2 separate regions of the Homo sapiens genome follow, and region 1 is linked to region 2. Evidence: read pairs that join two places in POLR2A ChIA-PET (ENCODE). Cell type or tissue: OCI-LY7. All regions are shown on one strand. Each heading gives the region's core, and the rest is flanking DNA. Links, peaks and the distances in the headings are about the cores only.

Evidence for each region. ChIA-PET counts read pairs that join two places held together with the same protein. Peaks named below come from ENCODE experiments on the same cell type or tissue, not always from the same donor. Only the 100,000 strongest peaks of a DNase experiment are listed, where the experiment ranks them.
Region 1: POLR2A ChIA-PET joins it to region 2 with 9 read pairs; 4 of 35 experiments call an interaction of 5 or more read pairs at or near these places.

Annotation. Positions count from the first base shown.
Region 1 is chr1:203,569,624-203,572,528 of GRCh38, reverse strand. No RefSeq gene overlaps it. Among named protein-coding and RNA genes, the nearest start is that of ATP2B4, 56 kb to the left of the region's middle. RefSeq lists an enhancer at 1-551. In OCI-LY7, for the core only: no CTCF peak of the experiment used is centred there; no DNase peak of the experiment used is centred there.
Region 2 is chr1:203,681,599-203,684,503 of GRCh38, reverse strand. It overlaps ATP2B4 (ATPase plasma membrane Ca2+ transporting 4), which reads right to left. Exons shown (of 21, transcript NM_001684.5): 2 at 1,106-1,762. The coding sequence starts at 1,298. Among named protein-coding and RNA genes, the nearest start is that of SNORA77, 47 kb to the left of the region's middle. In OCI-LY7, for the core only: no CTCF peak of the experiment used is centred there; a DNase peak (open chromatin) is centred at 1,623.

The DNA.
Region 1 (2,905 bases), core at 102-2,601, 110 kb after region 2:
GGTGCGGGTGTGTGGGGGTGGTGTGTGCTTGTGTGTGCACGCGTGTGCGTGTGTGCATGCACAGCTGTGTGGGAGGGCATCCGTGCAGGAGGCTTCACGCTGGAGCGGCCTCTCCTTGCTGACCAACTCTGACAGAGCTCCCACTGATTTGGCCTTAGAAAGTTTCATGGTTTTGACAGGAACAAAACAGAAGATGCAGATAGGCTGTGCGGTTTCCTTGGCAACTCGAAAACATGGGTGGGGGAGGGGATGGTGGGAACCAGAGAGAAGGGAGTGATTGGGCTCCACCACTCAGCTCTGTCCCCCCTCTTTTTTCCCTCAAAATAGCTCAGGATAAAATGTTGAACCATTCTCAGCATTCCTGTCCCTGGCCCACAGGAATGGAGAAGGAACTCAGCAGCAAGGAAGGCGCAGAGGTGCCCCTCGGATAAGGGAAGCAAGAGATCTGCCTTCTAGAGGATTCTGACGCCTCTTATTCTCTTTCTTATCAAGCTGACTTGTCTCCTCTACCTTCCACTCCCTTATTTTGTTATCCCGGCAGCTTTAAGGACTCACCTTCCCCAAACTAACCCAAGGAAAACCAGAATCCCACGCTCCCAGGTTCTCTACCTTAGAGTGACGTGACTGGTAAGGAAGCAAGGAGTGGGTGTCTCTCCTCCCCTCACCAGCCACGAAACCTTGGGACAGCTCCATTCCTAGAAAGCAGGAGACTGAACTAAGTCGGAGGTGGATGACGGAGACTGTTCATTAAGGAATAAAGACGTTGGGCCAGGCATGGTGGCTCACTCCTGTAATCCCAGTACTTTAGGAAGCTGAGGCGGGCAGATCATGAGGTCAGGGGTTCAAGACCAGCCTGGCCAACATAGTGAAATCCCGTCTCTACTAAAAATACACATAGTAGCTGGGCGTGGTGGTGTGCACCTGTAATCCCAGCTGCTAGAGAGGCTGAGGCAGGAGAATCGCGTGAACCGGGGAGGCAGAGGTTGCAGTAAGCCAATATCGCACGATTGCACTCCAGCCTGGGCAACAGTGAGAGACTCTGTCACCAAAAAAAAAAAAAAAAAAGAAAGAAAGAAAGAAAAGAAATAAAGATGTTTATTACTAATTAGTGAGACTGTCTCCCCTACTGCAAGTTCACCTCCCAAGTGAACGTGCTCAGACCACCTGCCCTAGAGGCAGCACCCCAGAGCTCCAGTAAGACCCATGCCCAGCAATTCTTTTTTCCTTTTGAAAAAGGGTCTCACGTTGTCACCCAGGCTGGAGTGCAGTGGCACGATCTCGGCTCATTGCAGCCTCGACCTCCCCAATTCAAGCAATCCTCCTGCCTCAGTCCCCTAAGTGGCTGGGACCACAGGCATGCACCACCACATTAGCCTGGCGAATTTTTTTTTTTTTTTTTTTTTTTTAGAGACAGAGTTTCACCATGTTGCCCAAGCTGATCTTGAACTCCTGAGCTCAAGCAATCCACCCACCTCAATCATCCAAAGTGCTGGGATTACAGGCATGAGCACCACGTGCCTGGCCTTATGCCCATCAATTCCTTTTTTTTTTTTCCTTGGGACAGGGTCACGCTCTGTCACACAGGCTGGAGTGCAGTGGTGAGATCTTGGCTCACTGCAGCTTAGACTTCCAAGGCTCAAGTAATGTCCCCACCTCAGCCTCTCTGGTAGCTGGGACCACAGGCATGCATCATCATGCCCAGCTAATTTTTGCATTTTTTCTTCTTTTTCTGGTAGAGACAGGGTTTCGCCATGTTGGCCAGGCTGGTCTCAAACTCCTGGACTCAAGCGATCTGCGCACCTCGGCCTCCCAAAGTGCTGGGACTACAGGCGTGAGCCACTGTGCCCAGCCCTATGCCCAGCAATTCTCGACAGCCCCCTGGCCCTTTTCTAAAGCATAGGCCTCTGGATCTAATTAGACCCATCCCCTTCCCTGGTCCCTCTTATCTTGGGCACTGGAATTCTTTTACCTGAGAATATGGAGGTTCTGAAGACATTTTTGCATACATTTTTAAAACCAAACAACCCTAATGCTACCCCAGTCCTGCAACGGAACTTTAGTGGTGGCCATGCAGCCTGCCCTTGGCACAACTCAGACACCAGGGAAGGGGACCTTGGGGGGCTCTTGGAGCAGCCATTCCCTGTCTGGGTGTTGAATGTATTTAGGGAGCAGGAGACAGGCAGGAGAAGAGAGCTGAGAGGCTGTGGGGCCCCTGTGTTCACAGTCTCCTGGATGAGTCAGTGGAGGAAGGGGTGCTGGGCTGGGAGTGAAGAGGCCAGAGTTCTAGTCTCGCTCAGGCTCTGACCAGCTGTGGGTGGGAGGAAGACAGCCACGCTTCGGTGGCCACATTCCTGCAGTAAGCTTGGGACATACAGTCTGACAGACACTTGGGGGTGTGGTGAGGGACCATGAAGCAGAAAATTTGCAGTGAAACAGATGGTTGCCAGGACCATGGCCCCCTAGCTTCCTGAGTGTGGCCCTTCCCGTCCCCCTATGCCTGCGTGCTCCATACCTCCCAGGACGAGTTTGTCAAGCTCGACTTGCCTTTCCACCCACAGGAAATCAAAGATTCCAGGGTATGGTCACTCTGCCTCCTCCCCATCAGCTGCCCTGATGCATGGTGACTCGGGAGAGAGAGTCCATTTATCTTGAGTCCATTTATCTGCTCAGTCTCTCAAAGCTCTTCTCCAACATGGTCATTGCCCCACCTCTTCCTCCCCTGGAGTTTTCTCCACCTTCAGCTGCCTCAGCAGCAATACATGGAGAATAGGCCCTCCGTTAGACTCCACATCCCCACACCCAGCCCATGCCCAGGAAGAGAGGACAGTGCCCACCCACTCCTCTGGCTCTGAGCTCCCCTGGCAGACGACAGAGCTGGGAGTCCACCCGTTCTTCTGCAGGAAGG
Region 2 (2,905 bases), core at 89-2,588:
CACACCTGTAGTCCCAACTGCCTAGGAGGCTGAGGCATGAGAATTGCTTGAACCTGGGAGGCGGAGGTTGCAGTTAGCTAAGATCATTCCACTGCACTCCAGCCTGGGTGACACAGCAAGACTCTGTCTCCAAAAAAAAAAAAAAAAAAATAGAGATGGGGTGTTATTATGTCACCCAGGCTGGTCTGGAACTCCTGGGCTCAAGTGATCCTCTCACCTCAGCCTGCCAAAATGCTGGGATTAGAGATGTGAGCCACCCACCTGCTTGGCCTATCATCCCATTTCTAACAGTATACAATAGAGAAGTGCTCAATTGGGCAGCTGGACTTATTCACTTTTTTGTACCCTTCCTTCCTCCATTCATTAAACTGTAAGATCAGTGTAGGGAAGAATTAAATTATTTTATAATCAGACATATAGAAGAACAGACTTGATTATTTACTGACAACAACATTTATAACATAAACATTTTAAAAATAAATATCCTCCTTTCTGGACACTGATACAGAAAAAGGAGAAAAGAGGGGTCAGGAGCAGTGGCTCACTGTGCCTGTAATCCCAACACTTTGGGAGGCCAAGGTGGAAGAATCACTTAAGTCCAGGAGTTTGAGATGAGTCTAGGCAAGATACTGAGACCTCAACTCTACAAAAAAATCTAAAAAGCTAGCTGGGTGTGATGGCACACACCTGTGGTCCTAGCTACCCAGCAGACTGAGGTAGGAAGATGGCTTCAGCCCAGGAGGTTGAGGCTGCAGTGAGCCATGATCACGCCACTGCACTCCAGCCTGGGTAAAAGAGCAGGACCCTGTCTCACCAAAAAAAAAAAAAAAAAAAAAAGAAACAAAAGAAGAAGAAAGAAAGAAAAGAAAAAGGAGAAAAGAATAATCTTTAGAGAATAGCACACTTTCTAAACATCATCTCTGGGAAAGATACAGTTCTTCATGGCCTGCCCTCCTTTCAGTGCTTCAGATGCCATACCTTTCCCACCAGACAAAAATATACCAGCTGGGCCTCCAGAAATGTGCCTTCTCTAGAAGCTGGGAAAACAATATTTTGAAACACTAGCCACCTTCCTCCAACTCCCCACCCCTGATATGGCCTTTACCTTCCACAGGGGAGGTTTTCAGTCTACTGCAGAGATTCTGTACACCTCCATAGTGGACATTAATCTGGGTCAGTGCATCCCTTGAACGCAGCTCCATGAGCTTCCTCAGTTCCATTACTGTGCAGCCAAAGTCCCCTTCACGGCTCTCGGCCATCGAGTTGGCAGGCAAGACACGGTCTGATGGGTTCGTCATTTTGCCTGCTGTTACCAAGCCCCTCAACCAGAGAAGATGTAGCGTTTCCCTTCAACTGACCAGTGTCTCCTGCCTCCCTGTCTCAACTTCTTCCTACTTCTTGCTTCTCTGGGGGCCCAGTGAGGGAATAGATTGAATATATCTTGTGCAATAAGCTCCCGAGTAGCCGTCCGAAGTCTAGATCCTTTCTTCCGTATGAAGTCTGGCAGCGAGAGGAGGAAGAGGATGGGGGAACTGAGTGGAAGGTGGACTCCGTGTCACGATGATTGGTGTCCCCAGGTGGTGATGATAGTAGTTGTCCAGGGTAGGTAGGTTCCTAGCTTAGACCAACTTGCCCAGATGAAGGTGTAAACAGGATGTGCATGTTACCATGGCAGCAACCTTAGCAACAACCAGCAACTGTAGTAGTAGACGTCAGGAGGAGGAAGAGGAGAGCTTCCTGGATACCGATGACAACTGGATCTCTGGAATAAAGGTTCAAAGATAGACAAAAAGAAACCATTAGAGCAGCCATAAGTATCCAGCATCTGCAAGGGCAAGAGGTACCCAGTCTAAGCACAAGGGTTTAAGTGACAGTTGAGATCTGAGCTGAACTGATAGCTAGGCCTGAGCTTAGAGAGCTGACTCAAGAGAGGCCCGTTCCTTCCTGGGAGGCCCCTGCAGCCTGTAAACTCCAATGTAGAGGAGTAATTTCAATACCCGAGTCTTCACGTCTCACCTCTCCCAACCAAGCAACATAAAACCCACAGCTTCAGAAACTTGGAAATAAATGGTTACGACCTCTGATGGCTCTAATGTTTTCCCTGTCTATTTGAGGGACCTGTGACAGGATCCTTTAGTCTGACCTTATCTATAAAAGATGAGAAGAGGTCAGAAAAAGGAGTTCAGATCTAAGTGATCTGAAGGGTGGCCTGTCAGTCTGCCTTCCTCTCCCACAACCCACACTCTTCCCACTCCCAACACACACATTTACACACAAGGAAGACAACTTGATAGAAGATGTCAAAATCTTCCAAAGCCCCTTAGAGTACTCAGCCTCCAGGTGTATGGAAATGACAACTTGATAGAAGATGTCAAAATCCTCCAAAGCCCGTTAGAGTACTCAGCCTCCAGGTGTACGGAAATTCTGCAGCCCGTGCAGGTGTCAACCTGGCCGGCACCAAGTTTTGTTCTGAGGCTAAGCTCCACCCTCCTCCAAGAGGCTTTTGGGGAGAAGAGGAGAGTAAAATGCTTTGGCAGTTGGTGACGCAGGGTGAACTTTTTTTTTTTTCTAGTAAAGGGGACAGAAGGACCTCTGAGGAGGAAAGATAGGGAGTTTGAAGCCTGAGCATTAAAGTTTCTCTGGAGTGGGAGCGGTAAGATACCTCTCAATTCAGATAGAGGATAGGGCCACAGCAAGGTTAGCAAGGGAGACAAGCTAGCCTGTGAGTGAGCACCAGAGTCTCACATCAGCTCAATAAAGGCACCAGAGAGAGGCCAGCATTTCTCCCCTCAGAAAGATGCATTACCTCTCACGCATGCTAACTAGGGGGTGTGGTGTAGGTGACAAAACGGAGGGCTGAAGGTGGGAAGAGAACTTATCCTGAGGCCCCTTCTCAGTTTCAGAG